Linked DNA regions of Mus musculus: regions 2, 3 and 4 are each linked to region 1. Evidence: chromatin loops called from intact Hi-C (ENCODE). Cell type or tissue: gastrocnemius. All regions are shown on one strand. Links, peaks and the distances in the headings refer to the core of each region. The heading gives the core; the rest is flanking DNA. Region 1 overlaps Ahcyl2 (S-adenosylhomocysteine hydrolase-like 2). Region 2 overlaps Smo (smoothened, frizzled class receptor). Region 3 overlaps Tspan33 (tetraspanin 33). Region 4 holds the start of Ahcyl2 (S-adenosylhomocysteine hydrolase-like 2).

Region 1 (7,521 bases), core at 1,215-6,214:
TGTGATTCTTTTTAAATGGTTATTGATTAGCCTGGCATCATGGCGCAGATCTTAACTCTTAGCTTGCAGGAGGCTGAGGAAGGGTGATTACAGTGGATTTGAGGCCTGCATGGCTCACACAGTGTGACCCTGTCTCAAGAAGAAAAAACAAAATAGGCCTGGGGACATGGCTTAGTAAGAGTGCTTGCTCTGTAAGCAAGAGGACCATGAGTTTTCACATAGAAAGCTGGGGCATGACTTCATATGCCGATAACCCTTCCTGGCATTGTGGGGCAGAAACAGGCAGAACATTAGAGCCAACCAGTTAGCATAATCTAAAACAGTGAGCATCCAGTTCATTGAGAGACCCTGTGTCAAGGCAGTAGGGTCTAGGATGATGGGGAAAACATTTGACATCCTGCTCATGTTGGGGTAGGTGCCCCCTCACACTTAAGGAACCATACAAACACACGCACACACACACACAAACATACATAAACAATAGCAACGGGCTGGTGAGATGGCTCAGTGGGTAAGAGCACCCGACTGCTCTTCCAGACTGCTCTTCTGAAGGTCCGGAGTTCAAATCCCAGCAACCACATGGTGGCTCACAACCATCCATAACGAGAACTGACTCCCTCTTCTGGAGTGTCTGAAGACAGCTACAGTGTACTTGCATACAAATAAATAAATCTTTAAAAAAAAAACCAATAGCAACAACAACAAAACACCAGAAGCACCAAGGAAAAAGGTCTGATTATCCTAAAATAGTTACTTAAGACCCTTTTTAGTGGTTTGCATTGTATGCAGCCACAGAAAGCCAAGGCAATAGAATCTCAAGGTCAAGGCCATGTTAGGCAATGGGCCTTCTGTCGCACCCGCTCTCGACCAGCAAGAACGACGCGACACCAGTCCTTCTAACAGCAGTTTATTCAGTCCTGATTCTTCTTGTTTATATCTCCCCCGAACCCTGGGCCTCTCACTCCTTTTATACTCTCTCTCATCCACGCACCGCAGGCCACGCACCCTCGCCAGTCACGAGGCTTCAGCTAATCAGGGCAGCAGGGGCAAATCTCCACCAAATTGGATTCACCTGTATCCTGGTACACCTGCGCAGCACTCAAGATGTTTGTGTCTTATATGAGGAAGTCAGGTGCAAGTCATATAACTTAGCTGCAGTCCCTGGCTCCTTTGGGACTGCCGCCACACCCGCTCCCCACAGCCTTCTTTCCAAAAAGGGTAAATAAAACAAAAATAAATAAATAAATAAATAAATAAATAAATAAATAAATAAATAGAATTTTATCACTATACTTAGAAAAATGAAGGCTATAATGAGTGGAGAAGAGAGGCTGTGTCAGGGAAGCAATGAGAAATCACCGTATTCCTTAGCACCATTTTTAAAATTCACTTTACATCTCAATCAGCTCACGTCCTCTCCTTCCACCCTCACATACTCCTTCCTCATTACTTCCTTCTCCTCCGAGAAGGGGAAGCCCCCCATGGGTACCAACTCACCCTGGCACATCAAGTTGCAACAGGACTAGGTGCATTCTCTCCCATTGAGGCCAGACAAGGTATCTCAGCTAGGGGAAGGGGATCCAAAGGCAAGCAACAGAGTCAGACAGCCTTCCCTCCACCCCCCCCAACCCCCACCCTTCTCCAGTTGTTAGGGGACCCACATGAAGACCAAGGTGCACAACTGCTATAAATGTATAGGGCCTAGGCCTAGCCCCTGCATGCTCTTTAGTTGGAGGTTTAATCTTTGTGAGCAACCATGGCCTTAGCACCATTGTTATACCACCAGTCACAGACTTTCCCCCTCAGATTATTTCTCACAAAGTCAGAACATGGAAAGACAGATAAAATTACTCTTGAGTGTATGTTGGCTTTCACTGGATTTAAATATTTTGGCTCTCTAGAATAGCTTGCTCAATTGAGCAAAAAAAAAAAAAAAAAAAAAAAAAATCTGAGACTTATTACCATGGAAAGGAAACAGTCTTACACCTCAATTTCGCTGAAAAAGTTCAAGGCATTGTATTACTAAGTGGTTTAAAGGAATGTTCAGAGCTGGGCGTGGTGGCGCACGCCTTTAATCCCAGCACTTCTGAGGCAGAGGCAGGAGGATTTCTGAGTTCGAGGCCAGCCTGGTCTACAAAGTGAGTTCCAGGACAGCCAGGGCTATACAGAGAAACCCTGTCTTGAAAAACCAACCCCCCCCCCCCAAAAAAAAGGAATGTTCAGGTAGGTTTTGAAAATAAACTCAGGAAAGAGATGAGTATGTATTTCTTAGTTTATTGCATCTGTGCAGTTTGAGCTCGTCCCCTTGCTTGGTGAGGTAAGAGTTGGACACATTAGTTTATGCTCTCCTCCCCAAGTTCAGTTATATTTCAGTCTGACTGAAGTAGGTGATTAATGTGTCAAAGCTCTGTGTGTGTGTTTCCCATCTTTCTCACCTGTAGTGCCTGGTGCATCCCCCCCACAAAGCCTGACTGCAGGTGAGGTGGTTGGGGATGTAAAGGCAAGGGCCAGCGTGTGAAGCTAGGATGTCAGCAGCTGCTAGGAGAGGGGCTGCCGGAGTGCAGTTGGTTGTTTTCTAGTTATAATTTGTATGTGTATGTGTACCCTTGGTCATGATGGTGTCGGGAGCTGCCTGTGAATCCTTCCCACTTACTATGCTTGATCTTAAAACCCACCTGAGTTGTGTGTGCTACTAAAATTAGAGGGACAGAAAAAAGTTGGAGTAGGTAAGCTCTCAAAACAGAAGGCCCAGTGTGGTGCTTTGGAAGCTAGTGCACTGCTCTGGACCATGAGGTGCTGGTGTGACAGCAGTGGGGGGAGGGGGGGGGGGAGGAAGGAGGTTGAGAGTGCTCTTGCCTAGGCTTATGGCTATGCTAGAAACTGCTGTGGAGCTCTCGGGCGGCTGAGTGGGCTCAGAAGTTAAGTTGGAAGTGGTGTTGCATGCCTGTAATCTCAACACTTGGGAGGTAGAGACAGGCCAATCTCTGGGAGTTCAAGGCCAGCCTAGTCTATGGAGAGAGTTCCAGGACAGCCAGATTGGCATAGTGAAACCCTGTCCTCCCCTCCTCCCCTCCCAAAAAAGAAACAGGCAAGCAAACAAAACCCTAAAAACAATGACAACACCAAGAACCTCAGAAAGGACCCCGTTTCTATCATTTACAGCGAACTAAACCTCCACCCTTCCTCTTTTCTGTCTTCCCTTTCTCCTTCCTTTTCTTTCTCCCTCCCATCCCCCCCTCCTTTTAATGTATTTAGTTTATTTTTGGGATGCAATCTTCCTGTGTTCTCTAGGCTGGCCTCTAATTCTGGGCTTGTGCTACAGGTGTGGCATGCCTTTACATTTTTTAAAAGATGAGAAAAATATTTAAGGAAGATGTTTAGTATTTGGTCATTTCCAATACATAATTAAATATTAGAGATAAGTAAGAAGACAGCCTTTAGTTTTGATTTGATAGGAAAGATGTTAATCTCATTGAAAGAATATGGTTAGAATCCATTCCTAATGGCAAGAGAAAAAAAAAAACCTTTTCTCACTCTTTTTCTAAAGGGAATGGAGAGTTCACCAATGGGACACCTTTATTGTCTCTTGGTGAGTTCTGATTTAGGAAATCTAAGGTATTTTCTTTTTAATGTTTTAGTGAAAAATAGAAGGAAGAAACTATTTTGTTCTATTATTTAACTAAATATTTCAAGAAAAGGATCATAAGTACAGGTTAAATTTCTACTAATCTATCTGATTTCACCACTCTGGTTTGGTTAGGAGCTGTCTCCATCTACTGGTCACAGACGACCTGCTGTTTTATTCGGGTACATGCTTTCCCCACTTTCTCCCTTCAGTGCTTGACAGTTGTGCAGCCAGGCTCTCTGTGATTAAGTATCATACCTTTATGTCGCTTTTCCTAGAAGTTGTAGACCAATAATTGCAGAGAGAGCAGTGCAAAGGGCTTGAAGAAATAAACCAAAAAGCTGAACTCTGTTAAGTGCCTCGTTTGTGTTTAGTATTTGCCAAGTAAGTCTAATTTATATATTAAATGACTTAAAGGTTATCACTTCTATTTGACCAAGGGCATCATTTCCCAAAGTGCTGTTGGTCTAATTTCTTATGCTTTCTTAGAAAAGATTGCCATTATTATCATTACCAAATAACACAGTTTGAAGAGCGAGGGACTAGCCAGGCATGATGGCATGAACCTGTAATTCTAGCACTCCAGAGGTAGAGGCAGGAAATAGAAGCTTGCATTTAGCTACACAGTGAGTTTAAAGATAGCCAGAGTCATATAAGATCTTCTCAAAATTAAACGGACCAAACTGACTTTGGTCACGGGTTAGCAAACTTATTTTAGGTTTTAGACTATGTGGTTTTCATCGTAGCTGTTTCAACTAGTGTCATACAAATGTAGCCATAGGTATAATACACAAATTCTAAGTGTAACTCTATTTTAAAAATACCTTTATTTATGGAATCTGATATTTGGGTTTGCCATAACTGCCTTGTGCCAGATACAGTATTCTTTTGTATTTTTCAGCTATTAAAAAAAAAGAAGAAAGAAGATCAAACCTATACATTACCTTTCCTCTCTTGTCCTTTTCCCCTTCCTCCACAGATACATACACAGAAACTTACTTTTCAAGTTATAAAAAAAATAAATATTATAAGAAAAAAATCCAGAGTCTGAAGAGATGGCTCAGAAGTTAAGAGCACTGGCTGTTCTTTGAGATGACCCAGTTTGATTCCCAGCACCCACGTGGCAGTTTGAAGCATTTCATAACTCCATTTCCAAGGAAATTCAGAGTCCTCTTCTGACTGAGGGCACCAGGCATACACGGTGCACAGACAAACATGCAGCCAATACCCATCCATAAAAACTAATGAAGCGGTAAAGAGTCACTGGGGTCAGGAAGATGGCTTTGTGAGTATACGAGTGTTTGTCTTGAATGTGACCCTCAGAACCCACAGTGGAAAGAAAACTGGTGCATGGAAGTTGTCTTTTGCCTTTCACACACTGAAAGAAAGATCAGTTGTCATCAGAGTTAAAGCAACATAATTCATTTTAAGGAATATTTGTGTTTTTCCAATTTTAATATCTCTGAAATTGGGATGTCAGTTTAATTGGCAACACTCTTCCTGACCATGTCTGTGGCTTACCTGGCCAGCATCTTCGCCTTTGTTCCTCTCAGATCTTTCTCTATGTTTAATTTACATCTCTTCCTTTAATCCTGTCCTTTGACATACCCTCATTATTTACACGTTACCTTGGGATTCAAGACATTTTTGAATCTTTCCCAATCTCCAGCATTAAGATCCTGCCATGTCTCCTGGCCTTGCCCTTGTGCTTCGATGACATTATGTCACATGTTCCCAAGTGTACTGGTCAACATTCTTTGCCTTTGCTCTGGAATCTCTCCCTGACTTGAAATGTCCTCTGGAGATTTATTGCAACATTCTTCCTCTTCTGATCCCACCAGTTTCTATCCATTGTGAGAGTCACTACCATTCCCTACTGTGGTATATTTTCTATTCATTATTACACCATGTTGTAAATACATATTTATGTCTCTGGCCAGTAAGATGGTTCCGTGCATAAAGGTACATTGCCACCAACACCAGTGAGCCGAGTTCTATCCCTGGGATTCACAAGCTGCAAGGAGAGAACTGAGTCCTGCAAGTTGTTTTGTAATCTCCACATGCCCCTCCCATAAACATGCACACTCTAAATAAAATGTAATAAATCAAAAAAGTCTTTCAGATAAAATTGTGAGTCACCTGAGGGTATTTAATAAGTTTATTAAACTAAAGGAACTGTGAAGGTTAATATTGTCTATTGTGGTATAGTTATGGAAGAAGGAGATAAGTTTGAAGGAAGTTTTAGTAAGGAAATAGGTAACAGTCTAATAGAGGGGGGAAACACCTGTCACCAATGAACGGTATCAGCAAGCTATTTAAGTTCTTGCAGCCTGAGACATGCAGAATATTAATCTGTCTGGAAAATTAGCATTGGAACATAATTCTATCTTTGTTTCAGAGTTTGAAGAGGAGATACAAGAGATCTGACAGGAGAAAAATAAATAGATAAGTGAAACCCCAGAGGGTGAGGCAGTAATGGTAGGTAAACTTGGTTTGAGCTTGAAATGTGATCTGGCAGTCCAAGAAAAGCTAGTACTATTCTGAGCAGCTAACAAAGAAGAATTGTGTCACAGGTTAGGGAGCCAGCAGGAGCCCACTGGGAATATTACATTTAGCACTGTGTCAGCATGATAGAGGCAGAAGGTGACGGCTCTAAGAGCAGCTGCAGTGCAGAAGGAAGGGGAGGTTAGAAATTGAAGCACATAGTGTTGACTGAACTCCTGCTGTTCTTAAGATGCAGGAGAGGACACTCCCAAATATCTTGAATGTTAACATCAGTGCAGGAGAAACAGTATTTAGCCAAGACTTTGTTGTTGTTGTTGATACAGGGTCTCACTATGCAGATGTGGCTGGCCTAGAACTCACTAAGGTAGATCATTGTGTTCTTGAACTTGTAGAGATGCCCCTGCCTCAGCCTCCCAAGTGATGGGGTTAAAGGTGTGCACCACCGTACCTGGCTTATAGAACTTTACAAGAAGATGAAACTCAGGGCAGGTAAATGAATCTTTCTCCAAAAGAAGTACTCCATGTCATTGTTGTTGATAATCCTGCTGCCTTGCCTCTTTGGACACTTTACAGTGTGAACGCTGTAAGGCTTCCTGTTAGATGAACTCCTTTCTCCGCAGAAATGGTTGAGAAATATTTTGGTCTCATGAACAGAGTTTTACTAGAAAGTAAGCTATAACTGTTCAGTTTAATATTTATAAATATTATATTGAGCATCATATACAACAAAGCACATGGTTCTTGAGGGTCTGAAATAAAACCACTGGTAAGGTAGGTCATTACAGGCTCTATGCCTCCCCTCGAGATGGATCTCAAGTTGGGTCCGTCATTGGACCTCCTTTCCCTCAGTCTCTTCTCCATTTTTGTCCCTGCAGTTCTTTAAGACAGCAACAATTCTGGGTCAGAGTTTTTGACTGTGGGATGGCAACCCCATCCCTCCACTCGGGGCCCTGTTTTTCTACTGGAGGTGGATTCTACAAGTAAGGCCCTTCCTTTTGAGTCCTGAGAGTCTCTCACCTCCCAGGTCTCTACAGATTACAACCCCCTGTAACTCTAATTCCAGGGGGATCTGACACCTTCTTCTGGCCTCCAAGGGTACTGCATGCATATGGTATACTTACATGCAGGCAAAATATCCATACACATAAAATAATAATAAATAAATAAGATACAGCAATGAAAAATGTGATTATTAATTCAAAGATAAGTTCAGGCAAATATCCTTGTATTTAAAACCAAAGAAACCCACAATATACTTTTTTTTTTTAGATTTTATTTATTTATTAAATGTAAGTACACTGTAGCTGTCTTCAAACACACCAGAAGAGGGCATCAGATCTTGTTACAGATGGCTGTGAGCCACCATGTGGATGCTGGGATTTGAACTCAGG
Region 2 (7,521 bases), core at 1,602-6,601, 61 kb before region 1:
AACCCGCTGTTCACCGAGGCCGAGCACCAGGACATGCACAGCTACATCGCAGCCTTCGGGGCGGTCACTGGTCTCTGCACGCTCTTCACACTGGTGAGCAGTGCTTTATGGACAAGGGTATAGGATTGACAGCCCAAGGAGCAGGGACTTGGTAGGGGACCCACAGAAGCTTATGAGGGGGGCTTGGGTTCAGATCGAGGCATCTGCAGCAGAACAGACCCTCACTTCACTGCATGGCCGCTTCTCCCTTTAGGCCACCTTTGTGGCTGACTGGCGGAACTCCAATCGCTACCCTGCGGTTATTCTCTTCTATGTCAATGCGTGTTTCTTCGTGGGCAGCATTGGCTGGCTGGCCCAGTTCATGGATGGTGCCCGCCGAGAGATTGTTTGCCGAGCAGATGGCACCATGAGATTTGGGGAGCCCACGTAAGTATCTTGGGGACCCAGAGGTGAGGGTGGGAGGAGAAAGCCTGTAATGCACATTTTCCTTAGAAGGAAGGAGTTGGACTTGAAGGCAGCCATAATGGGTAGGATTTAGCATTGCCCTGTTGTGTTCAGTGTTGAGACTTGTGATTCTCCAGAGATGATGTACCCTGCAGCCTCTTCAAATCCGACCTGTGTCCCAACTCCTGGGGACCCTCCTCATTTTAGTAGACTAGGACCTGGGGACAAGGTGCAGTGACTGGTAGGAAGGATACAAAGTGACTCTCCAAGTGACACCCTACATCTTCACAGCTCCAGTGAGACCCTGTCCTGTGTCATCATCTTTGTCATTGTGTACTATGCCTTGATGGCTGGAGTAGTCTGGTTCGTGGTCCTCACCTATGCCTGGCACACCTCCTTCAAAGCCCTGGGCACCACCTACCAGCCTCTCTCGGGCAAGACATCCTATTTCCACCTGCTCACGTGGTCACTCCCCTTTGTCCTCACGGTGGCAATCCTGGCTGTGGCTCAGGTATAGTGGCTGGGGGCTGGGGACCTGAATGGGGTGAGCTTGGGGGAAGGGTCATACCTAACTATCCCTTCCACACCTTTCCGCTACAGGTAGATGGAGACTCCGTGAGTGGCATCTGTTTTGTAGGCTACAAGAACTATCGGTACCGTGCTGGCTTTGTCCTGGCCCCAATTGGCCTGGTGCTTATTGTGGGAGGCTACTTCCTCATCAGAGGTGAGTGACTCAGCCAGGGCCAGCCAGGTAACATAGTGTGCTGAGCACCTACTCTGTGGAAGTGGGATGGTAGCTTCCAGCTCCACTGCCTTCCTCTGATATCTACCTAAACCTTGGTGCAATATAGAAGATGACCCTGTAGGCTGAACAGCACTTTTATGAGGACAGAAAAATGTACCTCTTCCTCCAAAGCCATGACCAAGGTTCTTGGCTTTTTTTGAGGGGAACTTGGCTAGATTCCAGACCCTCTTTCTTCGCCCTTGTCAGGATGTATTTGCATGGTGAATGCTCCGGGACACCTAGCTGGCCCACAAGGAGCATCTTGGGGCCATTGCTTATGTCTGTTCACACTAGTTTTATAGATACTGTCATATTTTTGGAGCTTGGTTTCCAAGTCATGCCAACCCCTAACATACACAAACAGTTTTCATAACATATACAGATTTACTGGTCCCTAATTTCCCCGTCTCAATCTGCCAGCCCATGATTTGCCTCGGTTTCTAGCTCATTTTGCTTGGTTTTCTTTGTCAGTTTTGGTTTCCTCCCACTGAACTGTCAACCTTCTGTTCAGCCTTCTTCCCTGCCTTTCTGGCAGAGCATCTGAGCCTCTGGTGTATAGTTTGCATCTGCGCCTCCCATACGGTAACCAGTAGCCATGGATGTTGAAACTAGGCCAAACTGAGATGCTTAAGTGTAAAAAACACGATGTGTTTGAGACTTAGCATGAAGAAGAGAAAGAAAAATATGAATATAAATTAATCACTAATAGTTTGTTGTATGGGATGCAGAGGTGGTTCTATTTGGGATATATTTGGTTTATAAAATAAAATTATATAATTTTTTAATGTGGCTACTAGAAAATTTGAGATTTTTTTTATATGTCACACAATGTATTCCTATTGGGCAATACTATTGTTGATTCTGTTTCAAGCTTTCACCATCAGAATAGCTTTGACCTGGTTTCCTCTCTCTGTCCTTGACTGTTGTCTAGGCTCTGTCCCAGTTACCGCAGCCCATAGCACATTTGCTAATAGCTGTTCTCTCATTCTCTGGTTCCCCAAGCTTTATGTAATTAGTCATAGGAATCCAGCGCCATGGGGCCTCCCTCCATGCACCCCCCACCCCAGAAGAGTGTCTTCTGTCCTGCTAATGTCTCAATTCTCTGTCTGTTTAGGGGTCATGACTCTGTTCTCCATCAAGAGCAACCACCCTGGGCTTCTGAGTGAGAAGGCAGCCAGCAAGATCAACGAGACCATGCTGCGCCTGGGTAAGTGGTGCCCAGGGGACTCTGGACATCTCAGTACTGAATCCTGATGGGGCCTCCAGGATGCAGAAAGACAGTGTGGAGAGTTAAATATTCAGGGACAGAGCCAAGGTATAGTGATAGTGGAGGAGGCAACTCCCTCTGAGAAGGGGAAGAACCCAGGTTAGTGCCAGGACCGCTACCACAGGCCCCTCGCCCTTCCTGTGGCCTCCCATAGTATAATAAATCACCTCTGGATTTATTTTGGAGGATGCAGTTTCTGACCTGAGCCCCGATGTAGCCACCCTGGACTCAGCTGCCTTCAGTATTCCATACGCAGTTGCCCTCCTCCCGGGTGCTGCTACCATCTCTGTTCTGGTAACGGATCCCGCCCCTGAACTCCACAGGCATTTTTGGCTTCCTGGCCTTTGGCTTTGTGCTCATCACCTTCAGCTGCCACTTCTATGACTTCTTCAACCAGGCTGAGTGGGAGCGTAGCTTCCGGGACTATGTGCTGTGAGTGAGGGGCCCCGGGCTTGGCTGTGGGCGTGGTTGGGACTGGAGCTCCGGCTATAATGCAGCATTGCATCTGCTTGTGAAGTGCTTGTTCCACCATCCCGCCTCAGCTATGAATAGCTTCTACATTGCTGTTCAACTCCACATGTCTGTCTGCGCCCCTGGGCAGGATGTCCTGTGTGTTTGCAACTGTTCAGAAACCAACCCATGTTGTGATCTGTGTGCCTTCTACCATCGGTGGCTCTCCCTGAGTCAATGCACAGGAGCAGGTCCTTGGACAGCTCAGCAACCTGGTCAAGTTTGCCAGTTCTGCTTGAGTGTTTCTGGATCTCAGTAAAGGTGAACCAGGGCACCTGTGGCATCTCCACTGCTAAAAGGATGCCTGCTGCTACTGGGGCTCATGGTTAAAACTTCCCTTAAAAGGAGACTCTGGCTGGAGAGATGGCTCTGTTTTTAGGAGTGCTTGTTACTGTGCCATAGGATGTAAGGTCAGTTCTCAGCATCTACACCTGGTAGCTCCCAAATGCCTGTATCTCCAGCTCCAGAGATCTCTCCCTCTCCTGGACTCTGCAAGCACCTGGACATAAGTGGCACACACACACACACACACACACACAACACACACACACAACACACACACACATCTCTGACTGCTTTTGGCTCATTCTTAAGTTTCCCCCTTTCAGTCTAGGAAGATGTTACCTGCGGTGATGCTCGATTCTTGTCCCCGAAGTTTGATGTGAGGCTCAGACAGCAGTGATTTATAAAAGCTCTCTAGATGATTCCAAAGTATGTCACTGGGGTCTAGTGGTACAGCTCAGTGGTAGAACCTAGTATGTGTGGGTTTCACCTCCAGCACCCGCTCCATGAGAATCACGCAGTGGGGCTCAGCTCTCTCCTATATGGATTCATGTTGGGTGCCTTCTTACTGGATCCCGATACCTTAGCTGTTGACCGTTCCTCATCATAGATGCCAAGCCAACGTGACCATCGGGCTGCCTACCAAGAAGCCCATTCCTGACTGTGAGATCAAGAATCGGCCCAGCCTCCTGGTGGAGAAGATCAATCTATTTGCCATGTTTGGCACTGGCATTGCCATGAGCACCTGGGTCTGGACCAAGGCCACCCTGCTCATCTGGAGGCGCACCTGGTGCAGGTGGGGTCAGCAGCTGTCTGATCTTGTCCTTCCTCTCTTACCCTCAGCCTCACGTCTTCACTTGAGGGCTTTGTCTTACATGCTTCCAAAACAGACTGGGGCAGTGTTTGCCAAAAGCAAGTCTGGATGGCTAATTGCTTAGCTGCTCACCACTGCCCTCTAGGGGACAGTGAGAACCAGCGCTTTTCAAGTAGGAGCCACAGGAGCCCTGCATTCTGGGCATGTTTTGTTGCTGTGAAGGCCTCAGCTCCTCAGGACTTAAACCTAGAATCCCAGGTCTTTCGATAGATTTGGAAGGCAGCGGCTGCTCTTGCACTTGCCAGCCCCACCCCTTCTGTTCTCAGGTTGACTGGGCACAGTGATGATGAGCCCAAGAGAATCAAGAAGAGCAAGATGATCGCCAAGGCCTTCTCTAAGCGGCGTGAGCTGCTGCAGAACCCGGGCCAGGAGCTCTCCTTCAGCATGCACACTGTCTCCCATGATGGACCTGTTGGTGAGCCTCAGTGTATTGTCCTGCGGAGACACCTGACCTCCACAGTACCAGGCCGGTTTCCGTCTGGATACACGGACTGTTTGACAAACTAGGGAATGAGGCACTCACTCACACTCTGCCTTGTCGTGTCTCACTGCCCCCCCCGACCCCCACCTCTCCCCTCTACCCCCTTTCCTCCCTCGGCCTGTTCACGGTATTGCAGTTCTCTGAGGACTTTGCTCTCTCTTCCTTCTTCTCTGCCATCTCCAGTGACTTTTCTGAGCCAGAGTAAGTCAGGGTGCTGGCCCTAGACTTATGATCTCAAGTTTTACTTTTTGGGAATCAGAGGCTGCTGCACTCGGATTTTGAATGGGCACTGGCTCCAGGGTGGAATCTCTCTGCCAGCTGCAGTGGGAAGGACTGGCTAGGAAAGATGACCCATGTTACATAAGGAGGGGTCATTGTTCTTTCTTTCCTTTCATCCCCAAAGCGGGTTTGGCTTTTGACCTCAATGAACCCTCAGCTGACGTCTCCTCTGCCTGGGCTCAGCATGTCACCAAGATGGTGGCTCGGAGAGGAGCCATATTGCCCCAGGATGTGTCCGTTACCCCTGTGGCAACTCCAGGTATGAGGGCTCTGTCTTCTGCAGGAAGGAGGGGTGGGTGGACACTTTGGAATGAATGTATGGGGTTGTAGAACTAGGGGAAGGAAGGAAAGGCCCCAGAGGACCTGAAGGAGATGCCAAGGCTTGGGAAGCCTGGAGGGACGGGTCCCAGAACCCAAGAACAGGGATTCTGGGAGGGAAGGGTGGAAAGAACAGAACAAAGCCCTAAGCTGTGCTCTTTGTCCCCCTGACAGTGCCACCAGAAGAACAAGCCAACATGTGGCTGGTTGAGGCAGAGATCTCCCCAGAGTTAGAGAAGCGTTTGGGCCGGAAGAAAAAGCGGAGGAAGAGGAAGAAGGAGGTGTGCCCCTTGAGGCCAGCCCCTGAGCTTCACCACTCTGCCCCTGTTCCTGCCACCAGTGCAGTTCCTCGGCTGCCTCAGCTGCCTCGGCAGAAGTGCCTGGTAGCTGCAAACGCCTGGGGAACAGGGGAGTCCTGCCGACAGGGAGCCTGGACTCTAGTCTCCAACCCCTTCTGCCCAGAGCCTAGTCCCCATCAAGATCCATTTCTCCCTGGTGCCTCAGCCCCCCGGGTCTGGGCTCAGGGCCGCCTCCAGGGGCTGGGATCCATTCATTCCCGCACTAACCTAATGGAGGCTGAGATCTTGGATGCAGACTCGGACTTCTGAGCCTGCAGGGCAGGTCCTAGGATGGGAAAGACAAATGTACACCTTTCTATGGCTCTTCCTGAGAGCACACCTCTGGGTCTCATCTGACAGAGTCTGTGGGCCAAGTGTCTGCCTAGAAGAGCTGTGTATGTCTGGCTAGAAGCAGCCAGGCCATGGAAACAAGTTGAATACAGCGATTGGTAGGCCTCATGTCAGAATCAGGACCCTGCACTTCAGGACCCTTGCTTCTGCCCACCAATCAGAGTCTGACTGGCAGTGTTAGTCTCCGACAGAGCTTGTACTAGGGCAGGAATGGCAGAGACAGGGATGATGGTACCCAGAGTGGGCTGTGGTGGTCTGTGAGGTAACCAAGCCCATGTCTGGCAGATGAGGGCTGTTTGCCCTTTTCTGTGCCAATGAGTGCCCTTTTCTGGCACTCTCAGACCAAAAGTGTTTATTGTGTCATTTGTCCTTTGTCTAGGAGAGGACAGGACTCTCTTTTTCCTCTTCCTGGTAGTTGTAATGACCACTCCCATAAGGGCTATAACTGTTCTTCACAGGTGGCCCTGCTCAAAATACATCCTCTCTTTTCCCGTTCTATCCCTACATTCACATCTCAGTTCCACTAGGCCAACCTCTTCCTGGTTAGCACCTTAAAACTGCAGTGAGCACACACAGACACACACACACATACACTCTCACACACACAGACAGGCATGCACACACACACACACACACACACACACACACACACCCCTTACTTCTGAGCTCTGTCTTAAGAGACTACTGGTTCAGCTCCAGGCCTCTGAAAGACATGTTATTTCTTCCTCACATCCATCCAGTGGGGAGGACCCTCTGACTTAAGGGACCACCTTGGGAAGCTTCTGTAGCTTCAGCCAGGCAAGAAAGCTTCTTCCAACTTCTGTTTCTGGTGGGAGCGGGGGGACTCCCACTTTTTACAATGTCTAGTCATTTTCATAGTGCCCCACATTCAAGAACCAGACAACAGGATGCCTTAGAAGCTGGCTGGGTTTTGGGTCAGGGGCTCAGTATGAGAAGAAGAAATATGAACAGCAAATAAAACATTTTTGTATAAGCTCATGCGTGTTTCTTTTCCCCAGCCCCAGCTCTGGCTTATGTACCTGGTCCAGAACTTCCATGAACTCCTGAGGTCTTTTTCACCAGTGGAAAGCTTGCTGGTGTGGTCATGACTGACAGATACAGGGCTGATTCAGCGTAATATGCTGGCTGCTCTCTCTGGCTACTTGGCAGTAAATGAACAAAAGGTGCTTGTTGGCCACCTTTGTATCCTTAAGTTCCAAGCATAAAGAGAATGAAGGACAGACATGCAGGATGCCCTTGGAGTGGCCATGGGAAGCGAGTGTTTTCCTGGTGGTATACAGACGGGCACAGCTACTGCCAGTCCCAGGTTTCACCATTGCAGGGTGGCATGCTCTGCCTCCTTCCAGAGATGTTAGGTCGGGTACATTCTGATCCACAGCTTCCTTTCTGGGCAGTCAAAGGAATTCAAACACAAGGAGAGCTTGTTGGTTTTGCTTCTTTAAAATACCAGCAGAAGATTGGGAACTGAATTCAAGTGACTAGATTATGTAGCAAGGTCTGTGGAGAAAAGGCAGTGAGAGCCACAGACCTGAGGGTACTGTGGAGTGCTGATCTGGCTTAGGACGAATAGTC
Region 3 (7,521 bases), core at 1,024-6,023, 110 kb before region 1:
CAGTCAGCAGCATTGCCACTAGGCTCTGAACTTTAATCAGGCTCCCTTAGTTTCTCCTATCTGTTCCAGATCCCACACTACATTTAGCTGTCATGTTTCCTTCCTCTTCCTCCTGGTTGTGACAGTTTCTGACTTGGTTTTGATGATGTTGTTGAGGTATTGTTGTAGGATTTTGTAGATGGTCCCTTTATGAGAACTGCCTGATGCCTGTTCTTGGTGTTCCTGTGGGTTTGAGAAGGAAGACCACAATGGCAAAGTAACATTTTCCTCCAGTGACTCGTCACCATCGTCCCATTGCTACCGATCGTGAACGAGAGGCTGAGGTGCTGTCGGTTGGTTTCCCCAATGTGCAGTTGCTTTTTCCTCCTCTGTGCTGTGCTCTTTGGAAGAAAGACTATGCACAGCACGCACATAAGGAGTAATGGGTTCTGTTCTACTTCTTTGATAGCTACATTTATTAGTTAGTCTCTATTTAGTCATTTATTTGTATTGATATAGGTACACAGACAACTGTTTTATACTATGGGCAGTGCTTTAATACAGTTACATTTTTAACTTTATTTTAAAGTACATGTGCATGTGTGTATGGCTGTGTATAGGTGTGCATGTGAGGACAAGTGCCCAGGGAGGACAGAGGCATAGGTCCCCTGGAGCTGGAGTCACTGGCAGTTGTGAGTCACCCAGTGTGGTTTCTGGGAACCAAACTTGGGTCCTTTGTAAGAACAATATGCACTCAATCATTGAATCATGGTTATTTACTCTGATGCTCTGGCCATTGATAGCTCATTCACTTGGTGCGTGTGTCTCCCCAGTGTGAGAATTCTGATTGTGTATGGTAAATGTCTCTGTGTATGAGCACCCTTGTGGAAGCCAAAGGAAGACACGGAGTCATTCCTTCTTTTCTTCTCTGCCTTATTTCCTTCCTATAGAGTCTCTCATTGGAGCTGAAACTCTCCGCTTTGGCTAGGCTGGCAGACCATCAGTCTCTGCAGACATGTGCTCCCCAGTGCTGGGTACCCGTGTGCTCAGCAGCCATACCCAGCTCTTACGTGGTACTGGTTCTCATGCTTGCCCAGCAGACACTCTGACCCACTGACCCAGCTCCCCTACCCCAGCTTTATTCCTCAGCGCCTTAGTTTCTGCCCCAGCCTGTTCCAGGCTCATCTGAATATATTTCTGCTCTGGCCCTGAACTAGCCCTTTCTCGCCGGAGTCCTGCAGATGACCATTTTCATTCCAAGGTGATAACTCATTTTGTATAAGAATACAGGGACTGGAGCATACAAATTATTTTATATCATCTGACTGACAGCTTTTCAGGAACATAAATTTTCCTAAAAGCTAGGCTCAGCTATTTTGAAAATGGTACCTAGCTTTTAAAAGTTTCTAGCCAGGCTTCATTCTGTCCATTATATGAAAACCCATTCTAAGAAGAGAAGTGACTTTATCTCTATCCCCTGAAAGCAAGCCATTGGTGGGATTCTTATGGGGATGTTGTGCTAAAGATTGGTACCATAGGGAGATTACCAGAGTGAGAGGGAGGTTGTACAGTGTTCACATGCTGCCACAGCACCATACACACTCAGCCAGATGTCCTTCTGCTCTTTCAGCTTCAGAGGCGAGTGTCTGAATCCTTGCTGGAGCTCCATACAGCTTTAAAGTTGATGGTGGTAATGTCTGCAGCACTAACCTTGTCATGGCAGCGGCTTTGAGGCTCCAGGGTGGGACGTGAGGGCAGGGATGGAGATGTGAAGGACAAAGCTGTGAAGAGCAGGTCTGGAGGGCTCAGGGGAGAGATATCCTTAACGATCAAGTTAACAATTAATAATATTCATGCCTCAATCTGGATCTTAATGTAACCGATTTTCTATCTTCCATTCCTGGTTGGCTGCACTTGAGGCTTAAAAAGTCCATAAACTGGCTGCACTGTGGGATCACCAGGAACTCTCAGAACTACAGTTGCTCGGGTCTCCTGGCCGGGGATTCTAAACTGCTTGGTTTGCAGGGCAGTCTGGACATGAAGAGTTGAAAAGTCCCCTCCACCTCCAGGTGCCCAGGTGGTTCTAATGCAGTCGAGAGCCAGTGCCCTAAGCTGAGGTTACACTAGCTTTCCCCGCAGGGTAACAGATCACAGGCCCTCGGCACTTATCTAACAGCTGGTGGATCGGGTTGGAATAGCACATTCGTTTCTGTTCTCCCAAACTTAATGTTTAAAACAACACAGATTTAATCTTTCACATTTCTGGAGATCCAAAGCTCAAAACAGGCTTTGCTGGGCTAGCACCAAGGTGTCTGTAATTCCATATTCCTTCCTGTGTTCTCTAGGGGAAATGTCCTTTCCTGCTCCTGCTTCTGCAGCTGCCTACATTCCTTGGTTCATGGTACTGCATCACTTCAACCTTGCTTCCACTATTCTGCCTCTCTCTCTGAATCTGCCCCTCTTCCTTCCTTCTGATAAGGTCTACTTGTGACCATATTGGGTCCTGGGCAGTGGCAGTGTGTGTGTGTGGGGGGGGGGGGGCAGAGGGATGAGGAGATCTTTAAATCCTAAATCACATTTGCAAAAAGTCTCTTTGGCAACATAAGATAATATATTCACAGGCTCATAGAATTAGGACATTATTGTCCCTGGAGGACATTGTTCTTTTTACCCCAGAAGATGGAGCAAGTGTTGTAGTTACATGCCCATGGAGAGAATTAAGTTGCCCTGTGATATGTAGCCTCTCCCTCTCTCCCATTCTTCTTCTCCCATCTCTGTCTCTTTTGTTGAAGTAAGGTCTCACATAGCCCTTACAACATACCCAAGGCAGGCTTGAGCTTCCGATTGTCCCATTTCTCCTTCCAGAGCTCTGGGACTGCAGGCATGCACTACCACACCTGCTGGCTTGATCCCTGTACAAAGTTATCCAATCTAGAAAAATTTTAGCATATGAGGAGACTAGGAGCAACAAAAATACAGAATACTCATTTTTAATTAAGTCCACAGTAATAGAATACTCACAACTGCAGTTCTGTGCAGTAGTGAGGGAAAGGCAGAGGACAGTTTTGTGGAGTGGGTTCCAAGTACTGAACTCAGGTTGCCAGACTTGCACACAAGTGCCTCTCCCTGCTGAGCCATCTTGCTGACCCAGGTGTGTTAAGTTTTCAGAGACATTTATTTGCTCATACTGTTAAAGGGCTCGTCCAGACCTGGCAGCGACTGGCATCCCTGACCTAGGATTTCCCTGTCTTCCCCCATGTTTCCTAAGCCTGGCCATGTGTTAGCACCCACAGCCCCACGTTCAGCTCGGTAAGCTGCCCTGTTTATCCCAAGCAGAAGATGAAGGCTAATAATATTTGGACCCAAGTCAGAGGAAGGGCCAGACCTGGGTGGGGGTGAGGAGAGCATGTTGGATCTGAGTCAGAGGATGGATCTGAGAAGTGGCCAGGAGAAAGCACTATGGACTCACACACTTGATCTTAGCCAAAAGGCCAAGAAACCATAGCACTATGGATTCACAAAGAAGCATTCCAAAGACTTATTTTTAACCCAGGCCTGGCATTAACTACATACTTGTCTTTTGCTAAATAGTAAAGAATGTTCAGAAATAACTCCCAAATGGAAAAATGTCTTCCTCACAGAGGGCTAGTTTAATCTCATTACCTGACCTAGGGCCCAGCTCCCTTCTCTCACTGAAGACCTCCCAGGTGGCTCTTTCCTGCAGAGTGTTGTCTCACAGGATGTGGGATCTAGCTGCTATACCCTTCCCTCCTGAGCTGGTCAAGCCCCTGCTGCTGAGACCTCTCCGCCAGAGCCTGGCCTAATCTATTGCCATGGTGACAGTGAGCTGCTGCTTAGCACCAGCCTGGAAACTGGGCTGGAAGCTGAGCGGAGAGCTGGGGCTACCAGGCACTCTTGGGAGCCTTGGAAAGAAAGACCCCTCTGGGGGCCCCTGGGAACCTCTCATGGGCTTTGCTCTTACAGGGAGGAGCCATGAAATTTGTAAGGCTTAAATTGTCTTCTTCCATATTGGAATCAGAGTTTATAAAGATTCCTTTCTATGGTAGAGCCAGTAAGCACACTCCTGCCTTTCACATTGGTGTGTACTTTTATCCTTGGCTTCCAATGGAGTTAGCTAGAGTCTGCGTCTGCCAGGAAGACCTGCCTGCCTTTTGATGTAGGTGAGTTAGAATTCAGAATTGAACACATCCTATATAGTCCTGTTGGTGATGGTATATAGTATTCAGTGTCAGAAATTTAGGTGATTTCCAAGCATTATTTTATTCAACTCTCACAACATTTTTTTTTCCGGACTGACGATATGGCTTAGTGGGTAAAGGTGTCTGTAGCCAAGGCTGACACTCAGCCCGAGTGTGATCCTGGGACACAGAGCAGAAGGAGAAAATCAGCGCCCGCAGCTGTGCTCTTCCTTCACGTGTGTGCTGCAGCAGGAGCTCACACATAGACAGATGTCAAAAATGGAAACGAACTTGTTTTTATTTATATGCATGTGAGCATTTTGCCTGCATGTGTGTAAGTGCCCTCAGAGGCCAGAGGTAACCGACTGGAGTTGCAGGTGGTTGTGAGCTGGCGTGTGGGTGCTAGGACCTTAAGCCAGGCTCTCTGCAAACACAAGTGCTCTTAATTGCTGAAACTTGTCTCCAGCCCCTAAAACATTTTTTAAGACATAAGAAACATAAGTTTAGTCAGGCAATGATAGCTCACACCTTAAATCCCAACACTTGGGAGATAGAGGCAGGCAGATCTCTGAGTTCGAGGACAGCCAGGGCTACTCAGAGAAACCCTGTCTTGAAAAACCAATAAGGAAAGGGGAGAGGAGGGAGAAAGAGAAAAAAGAAAAATAAAGTTATGATCATATTTTAGATAGTTTTGGCTGGAGAAATGGCTCAGTGGTTAAGAATGTTTACTGCTGTAACTCAGGACCTGCCTGGAGTTTAGATTCCAGCTCCCACACAAAACATTTCACGAACACCTTCATCTCTAACACCAGATCCAAGGATCTCTGTGCCCTCTTCTGGCTTCAGTGGGCACCTGCACAGACACGTGAAAACAGTCACATGTGAAAAAAAAATTGGTTTTGAGGCAGGCTCTTGCACTGTAACACAGGCTGGCCTTGAATCTTGTCTCCCATCTCAGCCTCATAAATGCTGAAATTAAATGCCATAAGTCATCACACCTGTCCCTTGTCCTTAATGCCGTCTTCACATGCAGAAATCAATGGCAACGGCTGTCCCAAATGGAGTTCAGTATTTGAATCTCTCAGAAGGCCATGCTTTGTTTTAATTGTGTCTCTGTGTGTGTGTGTGTGTGTGTACGTGTGCGTGTGCGTGTGTGTGTGTGTGTGTAAGTTTTGGTGTTTGTGATTGAACCCAAAGCCTTGTGCTGTAGCCCTGAGTTATACCTCCAGACCTGTCTGGAAGCCTGTTTTTAATCACTGTTTGTTCTATACTAAACTTGTACTGTCTTGATTCCTCCATCTGTGAAATGCGGACACTATCTGTCTCACAAGATGATTGTGTTATAGAGAATGAAGGAGAAAGTGCTGGGGAGTGGAAGCACCCTTAGCGGTGTTGGGTAGGGGATAGCTGCACCTGTGCCTGGAAACCTGGCCTCTCCTGACTCCTCTCCTGTTCCCACAGGTAATCTCCATGGTCATGGTGGCCGTGGGTGTCTATGCCAGGCTAATGAAGCACGCAGGTGGGTTATAGGTCTCCCTCTGCCTCTCCTCACCCTTGCTGCACCTCTGGCCTGCTCCAGCGCTGGTCCTGGGCTGAGGTCAGAGGAGCAGCCCCCTGAACCCAGTCTTACTGGGCCACTTCAGATTGGCAGTTCCCGTGGGTTTTCCTGAGCCCCCACCCCCTCCCAAGATCTGTCTGATCTAAGCCCTGGAGCGAAGCTAGGTCTGTAGAAGCAGAGAGCAGTCAAGGACTTGCCCCCCCCCCGCCCCCAGTGTGTCCTGAAGTAACTCAACCTTAATTCCCCTGCAGAGCATCTAGGAATTCGCCCAGCCAGTGAGCCCAGTGCCGCTCTAAGTCATCTCTGGAGCAAAAGCGGCTGCTCCACTCGTGATGCTGGAATGAAGGCTTTCCCTAGTTCTTCAAGTTACATGCCAGGACTCCTCCAGCACACTCTTGTTCTTTCCTGTGAGGAGGTCTTTCCCATAATCTCCACCAGACAAGGAGGTTCCCCCCAGAACAGGAAGAAAGTTTGGGTACACCCTCATCCTTTCCTGGGAGCCCCCTCAGTGGGCAGCAGACTCCGGCTGAGGGTCAGCCTCTCTCCCAGAAGCAGCCTTGGCTTGTCTGGCGGTGGACCCTGCTATCCTGCTGATCGTGGTGGGCGTCCTCATGTTCCTGCTCACCTTCTGCGGCTGTATCGGATCCCTTCGGGAGAACATCTGCCTTCTGCAGACGGTGAGTGGTCAGGCCGTGCAGAAAAGCCTTGCTTGCTCGTCTTCCTTGTGCTTCCTGCTCCCCTCTGCCATCCTATAGAGGTCCATTCTGTCCCCTCTGTCGCATCCTACCCTGTGCTGTCCGCCCCTCGATGCAGAGTTCTGCTCTGGGTGGCAGCGTAGGGTGGCCACCTCCATAGCATTGTCCTAGAGGCAGGAATCTTTGTTGTATTGGGGGTGTGGAGAAGAGTCTAGCTGCCTCTCATTGGCCCTGGAAAGGGCTGCTTCCCAGAGCAGTGACGCTGTTCCTTGTCTTGCCATAGTTCTCCCTCTGCCTCACCATCGTGTTCCTGCTGCAGCTGGCTGCTGGCATCCTGGGCTTCGTCTTCTCAGACAAGGTAACACTGGGAGCCTGGAGGCCTCTGGGTACCAGAGGGAGGAAGGGGAAGTTCCTACTGATTAATTAACCACAGCACATTTTCCCCTGGGAAGCATCAGCCTTTGAAAGGTTCCCCCTAGGGATGGATAAATGGCCTTTAACATCAATCTATTTAAAGAGAATTTCATGACTATAAGGTGTTTTCCTTTGACAACCTGATGCCATGGTGGGGGGTGGGGTGGGGTGAAGGGGGGAATCAATAAACATGAGGAACATTAAAATAACCTACATACTTAAATGGTAAACAACTAAGTAGCACCCAGGGATCAAAACCACAGACAACTTGAAGAGACTGTTACTCAAACCCTGTTTATTGAACTAGCTGTGGGAAGCAGAGGGAAGGCAGACCCTGTTCTGAACCATGCTTCCCGCATCTGGAGGTCGGCTGCCCGAGGCAACAGTCCTAATTAAGAACCAGCATTTCCTTTAATCCCAGCACTGGGAAACTGGAGGCAGAGTGATTTCCACTAGTTTGAGTCCAGCACTGTCTACCTTGTAAGTTCCAGTGTAGATGGGACTACTAGTAGTGAGAAATCTGTCTATTTTTTAAAAAGGAGGAAAAGTGTAGCAAGGTGTATTGGTGTATCCCTTTATTCCTAGCATTCAGGAGGCAAAGGCAGGTGGATCTCTGAGTTCCTGGACAGCCTGGTCTACAGAGTGCATTCCAGACCAACCTGAGCTACCTAATAAG
Region 4 (7,521 bases), core at 674-5,673, 53 kb before region 1:
AAACACTTGCCTTGCAAGTGTGAAAACCATGTAAAGATGCCGGGCAAGACCAACCAGATGGCTCAGAAGATAAAGGCTTCACTACCTGAGTTTGATCCCCAGAGTCCTCAAGGTGGTATATGTGTACCCATGTGCACACATATAAACATTTTTATTATGTTTATTTGCATGTGTGTATGCCCATGTGTCATGTGGTTTTCATAGGACAGCTGCCAGGAGTCAGTTCTCTGATTTTTAAAAAGAACAGTCTGTATTTCTTGGATTTCTTTCTACTGTTTGTTTTGAAACAAGGGCTCAGGTCTTGTTTTTTGGTTTTTTTTCAAGACATGGTTATTCTATGTAGCCCTAGCTGTCCTAGAACTTGCTTTGTACCAGGCTGGCCTCAAACTCAGAGATCCTGAGTGCTGAGATTAAGGCATGAATCACTGCCTGGCTTAGGTCTTGTTATATAGCTCAGACTGGCTTGCAGTTTTGTGTGTATGGCACACTGGCCTTAATTCTCAATTCTGCTTCAGCCTCTGATAAGCTGGTATTACAAGCTGGCACCTCCATGCCTGCCTGCTTCTTCTTTCTTCTTTCAGATGCAGTTTTACATCCACAAGCTCAGTTCTCTTCTTGTACCACATGGGTTCTGGGGCTTGAACTCAGGTTGTCAAGCTTGCTGGTCAATGCCTCTACCTGCAGAAGTGTTTGTCTTGCCAGTCCCGTCCCGTCCCATCCATCCACCCACCCACCCATCCACCCACCCACCCATCCATCCATCCATCCATCCATCCATCCCATCCATTCACCTATCTATTTTTGAGACTGGGTCATGCTATATAGCCAGAATGAACTCATATTCTCTATGGAGTTCTACTCTAGACATTGGAAAGATACTCTTTTTGTCTACAGAATTTTGAAATTCCACAATGGTATAAATCAACAGAGGTCTGTTGTCACATACTGTGCTAGGCATCTAGTGGCTCCTTTCCTATTCCTGCTCTTACCCGGGTTTTATACACAGCAGGCAAGTCCTCTACCACTGCTATGTCCTAACTCCTTCCCTATTTCTTTTGTCCTTCTAAAATCTGTCCTTTTATTAATTGGGCTTAGTGAGCAGGTTATCTAATTTATGTACTTTTCACATTTGTGAGTTTCAAATGGGTACTTTGTCTCTATCGTTTCCACCCTACCCTCTTGTAATCTTCTGTGGTTTTGTATTTCCTTATGGTAGTTTTAGGAATGGAACCCAGGCCTCTGAGCATGTGCAGCAAATGCTCTGCTGCTGAACTGTGCCTGCAGCTCTGCTTTTGAGATGTAAAGAAAAGAATGTGCTCACCTAAAGAAATGGGGGAAAAACTAAGGAATGCTACAGCTGTTCAATGCATTGAATGTATTATGCCAAAATATACATTAAACTGCATGTAATGCATATAAACTACCATTTTCAACATCTGAGCAAAAGATAGAAAACATCTTTTGTATGCAGAAGTACACACACTGTGATCTCAGCACACCTGGGAGGTTGAGGCAGGAGGACTTGCTGAAGTTTTGGGCTAGCTTGGTCTAAATGCTAAGTTCTAGGCCAGCTAGGCTGCACAGGGAGATTCTCACCTCAGCAAACAACCTCCACAACAAAAAATCTCTACTTACAGTTTTCTAATGAAAAACAAAATCTGCTAGCAGCTTTCATTTAACCTGTGCTGTCGTTTTCTGGATGTTTATTCCTTGAAACTGTATGCTCCTTCACAAAATCAGTATTGTAAATCGCCAAGTGAGTTGATGGTAGTGGGACACAGTCTATATAGCCTAGCAGGCTTTATTAATGTTTCAGTCTAGCCCAGGGCATCCTCGAACTTACAAATTCTTCTTCCTCAGCTTCCTGAATACTGGAATTATATGTGTGCACTACCAGTTGTTTTACAATTTAAACTACGTTAGCCTCTACCTCTTTTCTTGTGTTGCTGGAGATGGAACCCAGGGCCTCATTGCATGCCAGGATTCCTACGGCATCTTGCTTTCACCTTAGAGGTTTGCTTCACATGTCTGGTGACTGGCTATCTGCTCACGGCGTGGCACGAGGTGTTCCCTGGAGGACGGTCATCACTGCTTGTGATCTGGCTGGCCCATTTCCTTGGAGAATTCCTCAGCATTAGTTTCTTTGTTTTCTCTCTTGGACCTCATGGACCTCATTATTGTCTGCCTGGCTCCTGGAAGCTGAATGAACCAGACGAAGGAAAAAGACCTGTAGACCTAAAACGTCTTTTAATATAGTTAATAGACTTGCGTGTAATCTTCCGGTTTCTAATCTAGTAATTCCACCTTCGAGTACACTTGGTTTGCTTCAGCAACAAAGCTGTGCCTCAGAAGCAGCAGATGAGTAAGATGGAGCTAGAAAGCCCGAAGAACGTGGTCTGACTGTTGGTTCCAGGCAATGTTAAAATCTGGGGAAACAGGGGCTAACATCTGTCTCTTTTCAGGGCTCAAACTCCTTACGTTTCATCACCACATCCCCCTGAAGGATCGGCTCTTCTGCTCAGTCATCAATCCTCGTGGCTGGCCAGGTAAGCAGCTGCTGGGTATGAGTTCCTCACATGCCAGGTGGCTGCACTGTAGCTCCCTCGTGCATTGGGGGAAAGGAAGAAATCAGTTATAAAGTTGTTAGCCCCTGCCCAGCAGCTGGAGGATGAAGCTCTGGGCCATTTCTTCGTAACAGGAAGGAAATGATCAAAACCGGACATGTGAGGAGAAAGCCTAATAAGCTCTTGTGTCTGGCAGACTTTTGGGTTCTGTGGAAATGGCAATGCTCAGGTGCCTTCCAGCATAGACTTAGAGACCGGGAAATGACAGCTCCTAAAGCTCCCACATGAAGAGACTTCCACGGTACTAGAAGGATCATGACAGGAACTCAAGCAGGCGATTTCTCCGTTTGTCTCTGTCTTTTTTTTTTTTTTTTTTTAAGGACAATTTTTTTAAAGATTTATTTATTATTATATGTAAGTACACTGTAGCTGTCTTCAGACACTCCAGAAGAGGGCGCCAGATCTTGTTACGGATGGTTATGAGCCACCTTGTGGTTGCTGGGATTTGAACTCTGGACCTTCGGAAGAGCAGTCGGGTGCTCTTACCCACTGAGCCATCTCACCAGCCCCCGTTTGTCTCTGTCTTATTCTTGCTTAGAAAAAAGTAGCTTTTCCAATGACAAGCTGGCCGGTAGTCCAAGGGAGCTGTTAGGGCTGCAGTCACTTTTTGAACAGCCACAAACCATAATCCTCTTTGCCTCAGTTTCTTTAGGAATAAAAAAGCCTACCTCATAATATGCTAAAAGTCAACCACATCTTAGTGCCCTTTTCCCCCTTTAGGTAATATTCACATAAAAATTTAAAGAATGTGCAACTAAAATAATTTTTAAGCTTATGCATATGTGTGTGTCTGTAGGACAAGAGGGTGTCACACCCCCTGGAGCTGGAGTTGCAGGTGGTTGTGAGTTGCCCAATGTAGTTGTTGGGAACAAATTACAGCAAGGGCTCATAAATTTTGAGCCAACTCTCAAATCCCTAGAAAGTATGGTGTTGTCTCCTACTTTTTAGTCTAACTTCCTTCCTCCCTCTTTCTGTAATGTATATGTGTGCTCTAACTGCTTGTACATCTGCAGGTCAGAAGAGGGCATCAGATCACCACTATAGTTGGTTGTGAGCCACCATGTGGTTGCTGGGACTTGAACTCCAGACCTCTGGAAGAGCAGCAGATGCTCTTAACTGATAAGCCATCTTGATGTTGTTATATGCCCCTTCCCCTTCCCCGCCAGGGTATCTCTGTGTAGTCCTGGCTGTCCTGGAAATTGCTCTGTAGACCAGGCTGCCTGCCTCTGCCTCCCAAGTGCTGGGATTAAAGGCTTATGCCACCACCGCCTGGCTTTTAGTCTGATTTTTAAAATTATAAGCATTTATTTCCTTTTATCATTAAAAGACTATTGGAGAACTCTTCTTAAAAGAAAAAAAATTCTATCATCAGTAGAACATTACTTTCAGGTAAGTTTCTTCTTTTTGTGACAGGCTTTGGCTAAGCAGTCAAAGCTAACCTCAACACATTTCTGATTCTCAGGTCTCTGTCTCCTGAGTGTTGGGCTTACCACTATGACCAAATGGTACGCAATTTTATTTTATTTTTGTTATTAAAAATAAAACTGGCAGCTGGTGATCTGGTCAAAAGTTAATTGAATTTGTTGCTCATTTAGAGGGCCCAGGGTAGATTCCCAGTTCTTTTCTGGTCCTTTAATTACATGTGTGCGGTAGAATTAACTTTTTTTTTTTTTTTTTTAAAGACAGGGCCTTGCTTCATAGCTCAGCTGGCCTCGAACTATTATCACTGGTGACGCATACACTTCAGATGTTCAAATTATTACTGCGTACTCCACCATACCCTGACGAGATTTCTTTCTTTGGGGATTTGATTTTAGTTACTTAATTCAAGAGTACGCCAGAAAGCATGACAGCAGGAAATGGCTTATTTCTTTTCTTCTAGAAACCAACCCACTGAAGAAAGGCTCGGAACGGAATGGAGAAACCCCATGCCTTCTAGCCTGGAGCCGGAATTCATCTCACCTGACCTGCCGCTTTTCCTTTAAAGGCCGCCCACGTGATAGCACACATGCGCACACTCCGGAGGAAATTCACGCCGTCAGGGGAGCGAGTCATTCTTGCCCCCCACTTTCCCTGGGGTTTCTGGCATTCCTTTCCGGAAACCACAACCCCTCTGGAGACATTCTCCTCATCTATTCCGTCGCGTCATCCGTTTTTATACTTTTCTGTTAGTCGCTGTCCTGGGAGTTCCCTCTCCATCAAAAACTACTTTCCGGAGGAGGGACGAAAGGACTACAACTCCCAGGGGACTCTGCGGCCTATCCCCCACCCACCCCCCCGCGAGGCGAGCGCAGTGCAAGTTGGTTGCTGAGGTCCCACGGTCTTCTAGTCGCGTGCAACCCGGAGCAAGCGCACTACAGGTTCTGTGGCGCCTCGCGCGTGAGTCAGACAGGGGTGGGGCGAGGCTCGAGAGGCCGGGCTGGCGGCGAGCGAGCGGGCGGGCGGAGGAAGGGGGTGGGAGCGGAGGCGATGGAGGGGAGGAGTGGGGGTATGGGGGAGGGAAGGGGAAGGGAGGCGGGAGGCGGGGCCGAGTGGGAGCTGGTGCGAGAGTCAGAGTCGGCGGTTGCAGTGGAGGCGGTGATGTCGGTGCAGGTTGTGTCAGCAGCGGCAGCCGCCAAGGTGCCTGAGGTGGAGCTGAAGGATCTGAGCCCCTCCGAGGCGGAGCCCCAGTTGGGACTGAGCGCGGCGGCCGTGGGCGCCATGGTACCCCCAGCGGGTGGCGGGGACCCAGAGGCTCCAGCTCCGGCTCCCGCGGCGGAGCGGCCCCCGGCCCCCGGCCCGGGCTCGGGGCCCACCGCGGCTCTGAGCCCTGCGGCCGGGAAGGTCCCTCAAGCGTCCGCCATGAAGCGGAGCGACCCTCATCACCAGCACCAGCGGCATCGCGACGGCGGCGAGGCCTTGGTCAGCCCCGACGGCACGGTCACCGAGGCGCCGCGCACGGTCAAGAAGGTACTGGGGTCGGGCTGCCTCGCTTCTCGGAGAGGCGGGGAGGGCGGGCACGGGAGTGGCGGCCCTTCAGGGCACGGCGGCACCCGGTTCCACACCCTCTAGATCGTGGAGCCGAGAGTCTTCTCCCACCCTTGAACCCGCTCTTAGAGCGGCCGCCACCCGGTGCTCCGCTGCGAAGCGAAGCCTCTAGGTACCACGGGCGTACTTTACTAATAACATGGAGGTAGCGCCCTTCACTACTACTTGAACGAGGCAGGGGGAGGAGAAGCACCTACTACTACACCCGGCGCCTCCAGCACACTCCCGCGTGTAATTTTCCGGACTGTTCGGTGGCATAGAAAAACCTTCCCTCCAGCGATAAGGATAGCAAGATCTTTTTCCTTGGAGAACGAGGAAGCTGTAGTTAGCTCTCTCTCATGAGAGCTCGGGAAACCCTCTGAGTTGCCTGGCTTCTGTACAGATGATGACTTTCTGCCTTTCTGTGGCCAACAGCTCTCCACAGGGTAGTACTGATCTGTGCCCTTCCTTTCTAGCCATTGCAATTCTCTTGTACTGCGATTGTAGACCGGTAATGGAAAGATGCTTCATTCACCCTGAAGAGGGCTGGTCTCTAGGATTACCAGATTGTACCTGAAGAGAATGCTTATTTTATTCATATCTTTATCGTGAGCAGAAAGTGTTAGGAAGAAATGCTTGCTACTTTGAGGAAAGTAATCGTTTGGGGCTGTCGGCTTCCTTCATAAATAGAAACGTGTAATGATGGTACCCCCGAATTATTTATATATTGGCTATACCCTTTACCCACTCCCCTCGTTTTTTCTCCCATTTATTGATGTCAGCACAAGAGGTAAAAGACAAGATCTGTGGATCATCTAAAAAAAAATGTGGCTTTCATTTCTTGGGAACAGTATGAACACAATGATTTACGTTTTTTCCCATTATAATGGGTGCATTTTGTTCCGTCAGAACAACAGTAAAAAAAGATATGAAGTGTACATTGGGTTTACTATGTAGAGTTTAGGTGAACCTTGGCTCCAGCAAAACATTTTGTTGTAATTACCTCATGACTTAGGGCAGTTAACTTTTTCATTTGGTAGTGCTAAATGATGTCAGAGGCAAGACTGAAGGAATTTAACAGTGCTTTAGGGCATGCTGTGTCCTTTGCAGTTTGGTGTGTTGTCCTCCCCTCTCCATGCAATTATAGTTAAATGGAGGAATTACACTTAAAAGATGCAGCCTGGGCTAGTGCTGGAAGTACTTAGGTCAAAATTAGGAAATCCAAAGCCTATTTCTCACTTGTTAAGATGGTTTGTAGCTTTGGCCAAATCTTTTTCTTGTGACTGTTTTTTTTTTTTCCCTAAAGTTTGTAATTTAGTTCTTTTAAGGGTAAAATGTTTAACAATTTACTTTTAGAGTGAAGTTTATACTTAGGTGCAGACCTAAGTTTGAACATAGTACTCCCTTCCCCAGATTTAACTTTTGAATAAGTCTATAAGGTAATTTCTCCAATAAAATGGGGGTACTAATTATGATTAAAGATTAAAAATGTTTATGGTCATCACATAGAACTTGGTACCTACAGTAGGATCTTAAACAATAACTTATTAAAATTTATTATTTCACTTCTCATTGCTTAAGTATATGTCACTGTGACCTTCTCTGAAAAAAATACACATATTAGTAGTAGTTCAATAGATTCTGTATAAAGAATTAAAAAAAAAGAAAAAAAAAAAAGAACCACAGGCCAGTACCCCAGAGTCTGTTATTGAATTCTAAATGTGCTTCTTGGACACTTTCCTTGTTGCTGAGCCACCTTCTTCCTGGCTTTTTAAGTATCAAAATCATGTTCCATGATTCTTGATTTACTCAGCAGCCTCAAGGCTATGAAGACAGGGCTGAGCTTGCCTGGCAATTATAATCCCACCAGAAGCCTGTGTTACCTGCTGCA

Evidence for each region. Hi-C counts contacts between places; a loop is a spot of excess contacts. Peaks named below come from ENCODE experiments on the same cell type or tissue, not always from the same donor. Only the 100,000 strongest peaks of a DNase experiment are listed, where the experiment ranks them.
Region 2: it touches region 1 in a loop (4-fold over the local background); 21 of 42 quality-filtered maps call a loop at or near these places.
Region 3: it touches region 1 in a loop (5-fold over the local background); 17 of 42 quality-filtered maps call a loop at or near these places.
Region 4: a loop joins it to region 1, with 5 times the contacts of the local background. A loop is called at or near these places in 23 of 42 quality-filtered maps.

What each region holds. Positions count from the first base shown.
Region 1 is chr6:29,815,725-29,823,245 of GRCm38, forward strand. The region is part of intron 1 of Ahcyl2 (S-adenosylhomocysteine hydrolase-like 2); the gene reads left to right. Among named protein-coding and RNA genes, the nearest start is that of Ahcyl2, 51 kb to the left of the region's middle. In gastrocnemius, for the core only: a CTCF peak has its summit at 3,776 (motif pointing left); a DNase peak (open chromatin) is centred at 3,795; H3K27ac peaks cover 701 bases.
Region 2 is chr6:29,754,439-29,761,959 of GRCm38, forward strand. It overlaps Smo (smoothened, frizzled class receptor), which reads left to right. Exons shown (of 12, transcript NM_176996.4): 3 at 1-93; 4 at 254-426; 5 at 736-955; 6 at 1,045-1,168; 7 at 2,343-2,435; 8 at 2,819-2,927; 9 at 3,898-4,083; 10 at 4,428-4,576; 11 at 5,046-5,180; 12 at 5,414-6,928. The coding sequence ends at 5,847. Among named protein-coding and RNA genes, the nearest start is that of Ahcyl2, 10 kb to the right of the region's middle. In gastrocnemius, for the core only: a CTCF peak has its summit at 4,240 (motif pointing left); DNase peaks (open chromatin) are centred at 1,757 and 4,216.
Region 3 is chr6:29,704,302-29,711,822 of GRCm38, forward strand. Tspan33 (tetraspanin 33) reads left to right here. Exons shown (of 8, transcript NM_146173.3): 2 at 5,640-5,697; 3 at 6,286-6,413; 4 at 6,715-6,789. Among named protein-coding and RNA genes, the nearest start is that of Tspan33, 14 kb to the left of the region's middle. In gastrocnemius, for the core only: no CTCF peak of the experiment used is centred there; a DNase peak (open chromatin) is centred at 3,814.
Region 4 is chr6:29,763,334-29,770,854 of GRCm38, forward strand. It overlaps Ahcyl2 (S-adenosylhomocysteine hydrolase-like 2), which reads left to right and starts at 5,110. Exons shown (of 17, transcript NM_001171000.2): 1 at 5,110-5,573. The coding sequence starts at 5,205. In gastrocnemius, for the core only: a CTCF peak has its summit at 3,032 (motif pointing right); DNase peaks (open chromatin) are centred at 4,674 and 5,039; H3K4me3 peaks cover 1,518 bases; H3K27ac peaks cover 1,476 bases.